Regions from separate parts of the Homo sapiens genome. Here region 2 is linked to region 1. Evidence: chromatin loops called from intact Hi-C (ENCODE). Cell type or tissue: B cell. All regions are shown on one strand. Links, peaks and the distances in the headings refer to the core of each region. The heading gives the core; the rest is flanking DNA.

Region 1 (4,729 bases), core at 2,230-4,729:
AGTGCAACAGGAAGCAGGATTCCAAGTTATTTCTCTGGAAAGCTCTGACATATCAACCCATGGAATACCATCAACCCATCATACCATGGAAAGCTCATGGTGTCTTTATTCCATTATGGGTAGATCTCATCTCTCAACCTTATCCCACTTTACTGCAACTTGGCAGAGAGATATTGGGGAGCAGAAGAAAGGAGAAAGGAATTGAAATCAGGGACAGGGTTGAGGGCTATGGGGGTTAGGGGAATGAGGGTCGGGTAAGAGGGCAAGTGTAAATGATCTTGTCCGTTTTTGAGTTAATGTGTAATGAGACGGGGAGAAAACAGGAGAGCCCAGAATGACCTGGATGCTGATCACTGAACATACCCTACCCCCAGTAAAACAAATTCAGAAAACAGCTTCCGCCCGTCCCCTCCCAATGGAGGGCTCTGGCAGGAAAAGAGGTGAATAAGAGGCTTCTACCAGGGTAAAGGTTGAAGGCACCTGGTCATTTGATCACCTTATCAGTTCTAGGCAGTGATTAGCCAATATTGAGTCAGCAGGGGCAATAGCCCTGGCCCTTGTCTCACTCCTGTTGGGGGTGGGGGAGGGGGAGAGGTACATTCCCAGGTTCAAAGCATTTGGGTGAAATCAGTTAAATAGATATCAGAAGCTTTTGTATCTTTCACCCTTTTGCCCCCCAAGCATACTCGCTGAGTATGTGGAACATTCCTGAGGGTGACAGTGGAGGCGCAAAGCTGATGAGGGAGGTAGTGACCAGAGACCAAGAAATCTTTGTTTTTTAACTTTTGTTTTAAATTCAGAAGTATATGTGCAGGTTTTTTTGTTTGTTTTCCTGAGACGGAGTTTTGCTCTTGTTGCTCAGGCTGGAGCGTAATGGCATGATCTCGGCTCACTGCAACCTCCACCTCCCGGGTTCAAGGATTCTCCTGCCTCAGCATCCCAAGTAGCTGGGATTACAGACATGCGCCACCACGCCCGGGTAATTTTGTACTTTTAGTAGAGACGGGGTTTCCCCATGTTGGTCAGGCTGGTCTTGAACTCCCGACCTCAGGTGATCTGCCCGCCTCGGCCTCCCAAAGTGCTAGGATTACAGGCATCAGCCACCGCCCCTGGCCTATATATGCAAGTTTGTTACACACGTAAACTTGTGTCATGGGGATTTGTTGTACAGATTATTTCATCACCCAGGTATTAAGCCTAATATCCATTAGTTATTTTTCCTGATCTTCTCCCTCCTCCCACCCTTCACCCTCCAAGACCAAGAACTCTTACTCCATTTTCAATTATTCCCCTGTGGAGCGCTTAGTGCTTGAGGTCAGCCCTTTGGCTTGTCCCTGGTCCTGGGATGGAGTGCCTTTGGGGGCCAGGCTCCATATTCCTAGATTTTATTTGCCAACTCTGCCTTGGGACTCAGGGAAGGAAGGGTTAAATACAGAAAGCAGCTGTTTCAGCGAATAGTTCTGCTAGAACTTACTCCTCTGCGCCAAACTCTCACACCCGTTTCCATTCCACCAAGTGGTCAAGAGCGGGGACTTCGAGAGATGTAGACCTCCAGAAGAGAAGGGTGGGTCCCTGTTCTAGGGAGTGCTGCGCTTAATGAGTAGTACTCATTTGGAGGTGTGCTGTGGAGGGCTGTGAGGAGGATTTCCCATGGGTTCTTTGGAGAGAAGGGAGCGATAGAAATGAACCAGGGTTCCAAAGAAGTCTTCATAATCGTTCTTTCTGCCACCCTTCACACTATGCCAGTCTACAAGCTGTAGTTCCACTTTTCTCATGGATGAAACTACATGGGTGGAAGGAGCTTCAGTGGCCCAAGCTACAAGATGCTCCCTCTAGTGTCTTGTACGCTCACAAGTTTTTTTCCGACCTTGGAGAGGCCTAGTGATCTAAAGCCTTCCACTTAAGTCTAAGGGGCCACCAATCAAGTCCTGCCCGCCTCTGCAGCTCCAGGGTTGAAGCTCTTGGGCCGTCAGACCTGCCACTCATTTTCTTCCTCCCTTCCCATTGGCCCATGGTAAATAGCGAGGCTTTTTTTTTTTTTTTTTTTTTTCATTGATTGGGCGGGGCCCAATCAGGGTTGGGTTGGGTCTTTGACAGCTTTCTTTGCCAGATTCAAAGATGGCGCTTACGGCCACGCTAAGAATGCAGCGTGAAGCTGCAGTTCTGCCATCACTCAAGATGGCTGCCCCCATCAAGATGACCGGGGTGTGCCGGGGGGAAAGGGGCAGCATGATGGTCTGAGATGGTAAGGGATACTGCACCATTGCGGGCCTGGTCTTGGGGCCTGGGAATGAAGAATAGAGAGGCTAGGGAGCTAGGTGAAGTCTGTGGTGGGGGCTAGGATCAGAGAAAGGGAGAGAGGACAAGGGTGACAAGTGGGGGTGAGAGATCAAAGATGGGGCGGGAGTGTGCCTAGGGTTGTCTCTCCATGAGTGCTCTCCTTCCCTACTCTTCCTGTTCCAGGTGTAGCGTCGGACCATGTGGAAGTTTCTGAGGCTGGGGAGCCGGATAATGGGGGGTGGGGCCCGTTGGGGGGTAAAGGGGCAATAGCGTCCTTTCACAGGCTAACCTCGGCTCTTCCCAGTCCTCTGGACTAAAATGGGGAACACATTGGGCCTGGCACCAATGGGGACTTTGCCCCGCCGGAGCCCCCGCCGAGAGGAACCCCTGCCCAACCCTGGGAGCTTCGATGAGCTGCACCGTCTATGCAAAGGTGAGAACTTGGCACTTGGGTGTCTCAGGATGAAGGGGCAGAGGAGTGGAGGGTCTTGAATGCCGGATGTCCGGCGATGGGAGCAGGAAAGGGGAGATCATAGCTGGGTCATGCAGCCTCAGGGAGGATCAGGTGCCCAAATGAAGTGGAGCATTTCATTGCAGGACTTGAAAGGAGGTTAATTCCTCCAAAGTGTTCCCTATGGGATTGAAAGGGGAGACTATCTTTTGGGGTAGGGGTTCTTTGTCTGTGCTTATTCCTTCCCTTCCCCTACCCCCTTCAGATGTATTCCCAGCACAGATGGAGGGAGTGAAGCTCGTTGTCAACAAGGTTCTGAGCAGCCATTTCCAGGTGCTCCCACTTCTCTGGCCCCTCCTTACTATTCCCCCTTTCCTGTCCCTGGATCATCTTCTCCTTTCCTTTGTACTCCAGCCCTAGCCAGTCTATGTGGGACAAATGAGGGAGGATGTGGGGTTCTCTTTACCTCCGTGCCTGTGGGACTTGTTGCTTTTAATCCGATGACCTTCTCTGTATATGTTGGAATATTTAGGATTCTTGAGAGGCCCTCTGGATGGGGAAAAGACTAAGGGTGGGATGAGGGATTGAAGTGGAGCAGGAATGCGCTTTTCTCCACTGAATCCTCTTTTCCTCAGGTGGCGCACACTATACACATGAGTGCCCTGGGCTTGCCGGGATATCACCTCCATGCGGCCTATGCAGGGGATTGGCAGCTCAGTCCCACTGAGGTGAGGGCTCCACACACCTGGGTCATCTCCCTAAAAACCAATCTGGGACCCAGGTCTGGAGGAAGAGGAATTGTGTGTGTTATGGGGAGGAATGGGCCGTAACCTGATTCTCTGTGTCTTTTCTGAATGAGAGAGGGTAGAGAAACATTTTCTGTGAAGAGCCCAGAGTGTGTCTTTGTGACTCCACCAGGGGGCGCTGTGCACTCTTAATGAAGTTCTATATTTGGGTTTAGGCTGAGTGGTGCCATCCGGCTCAGCCTTACTACTGTGTACACCCTTCCACAGGTGTTCCCCACTGTGGTAGGGGATATGGACAGCAGTGGCAGCCTGAACGCCCAGGTCTTGCTCCTCTTGGCAGAGCGGCTCCGAGCTAAGGCTGTCTTCCAGGTGACCACAGTTCCTGCCTCCATCCCCTGAGGCACTTCCTCTTTCTCCTCCACGGGTTTCCTGCTCTGAGGGCTTGGAAGGAGGAGCAGAGTCTATAATGATCATAAAGAGGGAGGGAGATTTTACTTCTTGCTCTTGCCACCCAGACGCAGCAGGCCAAGTTCCTGACATGGCAGTTTGATGGCGAGTATCGGGGAGATGACTACACAGCCACTCTGACCCTAGGAAATCCTGACCTGATTGGGGAGTCGGGTGAGGAACTGGGACAGGGTTCTTTTTATCTTGGCGGCCCATTTGCTAATGTTACTATGCCTCTTCATCTTCTGTACAGTTTGGAGTTTAGAAAAGGAACTTCTTGGGCAGGCTGGGGTGGCGGTTATTGGGAGTGAGGGAGCAGGTCTGGATATTGTCTCTATGACTGACTCCATGTCTCCCCATTCCCCCACAGTGATCATGGTTGCTCACTTCCTGCAGAGCCTCACTCATCGGCTGGTGCTGGGAGGAGAGCTAGTTTATCACCGGCGGCCAGGCGAAGAGGGGGCCATCTTGACACTGGCTGGGAAGTACTCGGGTATGGGGCGAAGTGAAGTAGTGGTGGTGGTGGGGGGCAATTCTGGACTTTTCTGGGGTTCCTGGCCTGTGTCATACTACAGTTAACACTCCTTCCCCTCTGTACTTTGGATTTTACAGCTGTACACTGGGTAGCTACATTGAATGTGGGATCAGGCGGGGCCCATGCAAGTTACTACCACAGGGCAAATGAACAGGTGAGACCTCTGATCTCATTCCCTCCTTGTCAGCAAGTCAGTCATGAACTTCTGTTCATCTGGACCTCTATCGCCCTGCTGACCTATTTTTCTTCCTACCACGCTGTGTATATATT
Region 2 (4,729 bases), core at 1,076-3,575, 510 kb after region 1:
GGGCGGATGTGGCCAGGGTGACTGAACACATGTTCCAAGACAGCTTGCAAAGTCTCAAAACTAATTCTCCTTTTTGCCTAGACATGCCAGGCACATTGAATAAAACAACTTCAAGTGTCTTAGCCTTCATGTCTCTGCCACCTTTGCCTCATCGCTCTTTCTACCACCCTTTCCAGGCCCTTATCCCTCATTTCTTTCACCCGTGGGAAAGACCCAGCTTAAAGTCACCTATTCTAAGAATTTTTCCCAGCTTCCTCCAGCTAAAATGAATTATTTCTTTGTCCCAGCCGCCAAAGTATTTTGTTTGTACTGTCAATTGAACGTATGGTTTGAGACATCTGGGAGAAAGAAGGGGATATATTTGGTGGTAAGGAGATATGTTTGTTGGCATGACATCTTAAAGGATTTGGAAATAATCTGTGGACTAACCTAAAGTTTACAGGACTTCTGATTTTTCTAGTTCAAAAATCCTTTAGGGAATATTAGAGAAGGCATTATTGGCCTTAACTTTTTTTGGATAGGGGCACAGAAGTTCAGAGAGCTTAACTGGCTGGGCCAAAGTTATTTAACTACTACGTGACAGAACCAAAATTTAAATCTAGGGTTTGTGCATGCAAGTCCAGAGCTCTTTCCACTATAACACACTGGCCTAAGTGCAGGCAGCAAAAGCTCTCCAAGGTTGTGACGGGACCCATGGCCATTCTCTGCATTTTGTCTGTCCGGGGAAGAATGGAGGGAGAGGGTTTGTGCAAAGTGTCACTCAGCAAACCCTGATGTGGAATGGGGAACATCTGTGGTCTCCCTTGCCCCACTCATCTGACTCTCTGTTTACCAATTTCTTCTTGAATCAAAAAAGGAACTGAGAGCATGGCCCAAATGTCACGAACCGGTTCCTGCCCCAGCATTTCTCAGAAGGACAGATAAACAATGTGATGGATGTGCTAATGTTGGGTTGGGTGGGGAGGGTCGGAAGTTGGGCAGGAAGAGTTATTTGCTCAGTTGGCCAAGTTATTCCTACGCAGTGAGAGGGCTTCAACTACCAATCCATTATCGCTGGTCCTAGGGTTCTGTAGAGCTGAAGTTATTGCCTCAGAATCTTGATAATAGGTGCTACAGAAGGAGGACACATCTTTACAAAGACGAGCCTCTAAATGAATATGCAGACTTAGGGATGTGGTTGTGGCAGGGTAGATGATTAAGATCTACTTTTCTCTAAGTTCTCATGGCCATTGAATTCCTGGACTGGTTGTGTAGTGATTTATCTCTGCCCAACAGCTTTTCTCACCAGTCACCCATAGCCATTTCTCCAGGCCACTTCTTCACCATAGCTCCAGCCTCTCCTGTTCTGCATCCTCTCTGAACTGCCTCTAGTGCAGTGGTTTAACTTAGAATTTCTTTATCGCACTAATGAGATATGTTGTCCATTCTTACTACGGCTCTGCAATGTGCCTATACTTATTCCTATTTTACATATTAAGGAGCTGAGACTTGGGAAATCAAATAACTTTTTAAGAGTACACGATTACCTATTAGTAAGTAGCAGGCCCAGATGCAGCTTGGGATTCACTTCTAGGTTTTCTCTGGCCTCAGACTATGTGCCTCAAAGACAGTGCTAAATTTGAACTCATCACGTCCTAGGTACCTACCTTCTATAGAATCATGTTATTATTCTTCCATTTATATTTTTGTTCGACATTGTTATTTGGGAGCCTCAAAGTATATTTTCACATCTGTCCTAGATCTTAAGTCGCATTAAGAACATAATTGTAAAAATTGACAAACAGTTACTGATAACTCACGGATGCAGGAGGGCACTGGTGGCAATGCTGGAAATATTAATAGAAAGAGGAACTTGTATTTGGACCATGATGAGGAGGTGATGAGACAAAAGAAGGGAAATTTCTCTGTGACTGCTCAGCAGAGATCTGCACTTATAGTAAATGTTCTATAGATGATAATTATAAATCACAACTGTGACTATGCTCTAGAAGCCCACAAGTTTTGAGAAACAACTAGAGTAAGAAGACTGGGGTCATGTGTATCCGCATGCGGTCAGCCTTGTTACATAAAATGGGTGCCTTCTCAAAAAAGCAAGCCATCGCACACTTGACGATCTCTTAGCATTTATAAGAAATTTTTGCTTACTCAATATTCATCAAGATTGCAGTTTTAATGGTGATAAAAACAAATTGTGGCTGTGTGTGTGTGTGTGTGTGTGTGTGTGTGTGTGTGTTTGTGTGTATCTACTAATCCTAAAACAGAGAGCCTCTTCTCCTTTCCTTGACGGGAAAGCAACCCAGCTCCCTCTCTAAAGATAGCATTTCCTTCCTTGGGCCTAACATCCTGATTATGCTCTTACAGGGCTTCCATATTCATTTTTCCTTTTTTCAAGACAAGTGCAGAGAAAACGTATTTTACCAAAAGGCAAATAATGCCCCCTAGTGGCTAAAATCCTAAATACAGAAGCTGTTAAATTCACTCCCAGTTAGATATATACTGAGCCAGCCTCTGCGGGCATTCAGTAACAATCGAGATGTGTCTCCTGCCCCTATCCTTGAAGGAACTTATGCAGTAATTTTAGGGAATTGAGAAGGGAAATCTCACTTCTAAGGATACCATAATAAAATGTCAGTAAATGAACCCTTACGTTTCACCTCTTTTCCAGAATATAAATATCTATTATTCTTCATGGTGAAGAATTTTAATAATACTAGTTGAAATAGATAAATAAAAACTATATAAGAAGAAGTACATAATGCATTTCATGTAAGTCTCTCTCATAATGCCCACTCCCATAAATAACTAGTTAATGGTTTTATATACCATCTATCTTTCAACATTTTTCATATATGTGCATACATATATGTATTTTTAAAGTAAATGTGCTCAGACATTTCTACTTGTAAACCAGCTTTTTAAAACTTTATGATATAACCATACAATCCAGCAATCCCACTGCTAGGTATATACCCCAAAGAAAGGAAATCAGTATGTCAAAGAGATATCTGCACTTCCGTGTTTGCTGCAGCACTATTCACAGTAGCCAAGATATGGAAGCAACCTATGTGTCCATCGACAGATGAATGGATAAAGAAAATGTGGTACTCATGTGATAGAGTACTACTCAGCCATAGAAAGAATTAGATTCAGTCACTAGCAACAACATAGATGGAACTGTGGATCATTATGTGAGTGAAATAAGCCAGGTAGAGAAAGACAAACATCGCACGTTCTTACTTATTTATGGGATCTAAAAATCAAAACAATTGAACTTATGGAGATAGAGAGTAGAAGGATGGTTACCAGAGGCTGGGAAGGGTAGCTGGCGGTTAGGGAGGAGGTGAGGATGATTAATTGTTACCAAAAGAAAAAGAAATAGAATAAGGCCTAGTATTTGATAGCACAACAGGATGACTATACTCAATAATAATATAATTTTACATTTAAAAATAAGTAAAAGGGTGTAATTGGATTGTAGCACAAAGGATAAATGCTTGAGGGGATGGATACCCCATTTTCTGTAATGTGATTATTACACATTGCACGCCTATATCAAAACATCTCATGTACCCCATAAATATATACACCTAGTATGTACCCACAAAATAAAAAAATATTATTTTAAAAAACTTTCTGATATAGCTACCACATCCCTCTTTGTTATATTTCTTAGTAGTTGCCTAGTATTTCACTGAATTGATAAAACAACCCATTTAACCAATCTATTACTTGTAGTCATTTAGATGTCTCCAGTTATTCAATATTATAGACAGTGGATGCTGTATCGGCAGTCACCAAGATCATCCTCAGGCTCCCTCAGGCTCCCTCAGGCTCACTGATTTACTAGGAGGATTCACAGAACTCAGAAAAGCTGATATACAAAGTTATGGTTTATTAGAGTGAAAGGATACAGATTAAAATTCAGCGAAGGGAAAAGGCCCAGGGGTGAAGTTCAAGAGAAACCAGGTGCAAGCTTCCAGGTATGGCCTCCCAGAAGAATTTGTACAGAGATGTGCTTAATTTTCCCAGCAATGATGCATGGCAACATGTGTGAAGTATTGCCGAGCAGGAAGCTCACCCAAGCCTTGGGTTTTTATTGCGGGCCAGTTGCATGGGCATGCGTCACCTGCATGACTGACCTTACCTACTCAATTTCCAGCCTCCCGGAGGTCAAACTGATACAGCATGGCCCAGGGCCTCAGGCATACGGAAACAGGCTTTACCATAGTCACGCTGTTAGCATATCTAGTCAAACTGATATAGTGTGGCATGAGGAGTTGGTCAAGGGCCAGTCCTCCCGAAGACAGACCATTCCTTGAACTTGCAGGGCTTGAGCAATCAGAACCTGCAGAGTTAACCCTTTACTACACATACGTCTTTTATATTTATGATCTGAACACTGACTAGGCCTTCAGCAGCCCGTTCCCACAGGTCTGCTTCCATGTATGCTCTCCACAGAGAGTATTCACATATTCGCCACTCTCCTCAGGCAATTTTTCCTCAAACTGGCTATTCTTCTCACAGCTCTATCCTCACAGCATATAAACTAGGTTTTTATTTCACCCAGAAAATAGAAACCATCAGAAGAGAATGCCTTTAACTTCTTGCCGCCAAAACTCCTGAGCCTCCCTTCATCCCCACCCATTATTTTCTTCTTTCCTCTGGTTACCATGGAAAAGGTTAATCATCCACTGGGCTTTGGATCCCATTCCACCCCCTAATTAATTCA

Evidence for each region. Hi-C counts contacts between places; a loop is a spot of excess contacts. Peaks named below come from ENCODE experiments on the same cell type or tissue, not always from the same donor. Only the 100,000 strongest peaks of a DNase experiment are listed, where the experiment ranks them.
Region 2: a loop joins it to region 1, with 15 times the contacts of the local background. A loop is called at or near these places in 10 of 110 quality-filtered maps.

Annotation. Positions count from the first base shown.
Region 1 is chr1:161,223,892-161,228,620 of GRCh38, forward strand. TOMM40L (translocase of outer mitochondrial membrane 40 like) reads left to right here and starts at 2,169. Exons shown (of 10, transcript NM_032174.6): 1 at 2,169-2,245; 2 at 2,464-2,713; 3 at 2,997-3,064; 4 at 3,367-3,459; 5 at 3,745-3,846; 6 at 3,993-4,098; 7 at 4,295-4,417; 8 at 4,537-4,613. The coding sequence starts at 2,599. MIR5187 (microRNA 5187) reads left to right here and starts at 3,295; the gene lies at 3,295-3,370. RefSeq lists enhancers at 1,575-1,684, 2,145-2,214, 3,729-3,908. In B cell, for the core only: CTCF peaks have their summits at 3,647 (motif pointing right) and 3,848; DNase peaks (open chromatin) are centred at 2,810 and 3,690; H3K4me3 peaks cover 1,120 bases; H3K27ac peaks cover 259 bases.
Region 2 is chr1:161,739,206-161,743,934 of GRCh38, forward strand. No RefSeq gene overlaps it. Among named protein-coding and RNA genes, the nearest start is that of DUSP12, 8.2 kb to the right of the region's middle. RefSeq lists an enhancer at 1-2. In B cell, for the core only: CTCF peaks have their summits at 2,473 (motif pointing left) and 2,678; DNase peaks (open chromatin) are centred at 1,946 and 2,436; H3K4me3 peaks cover 1,286 bases; H3K27ac peaks cover 1,294 bases.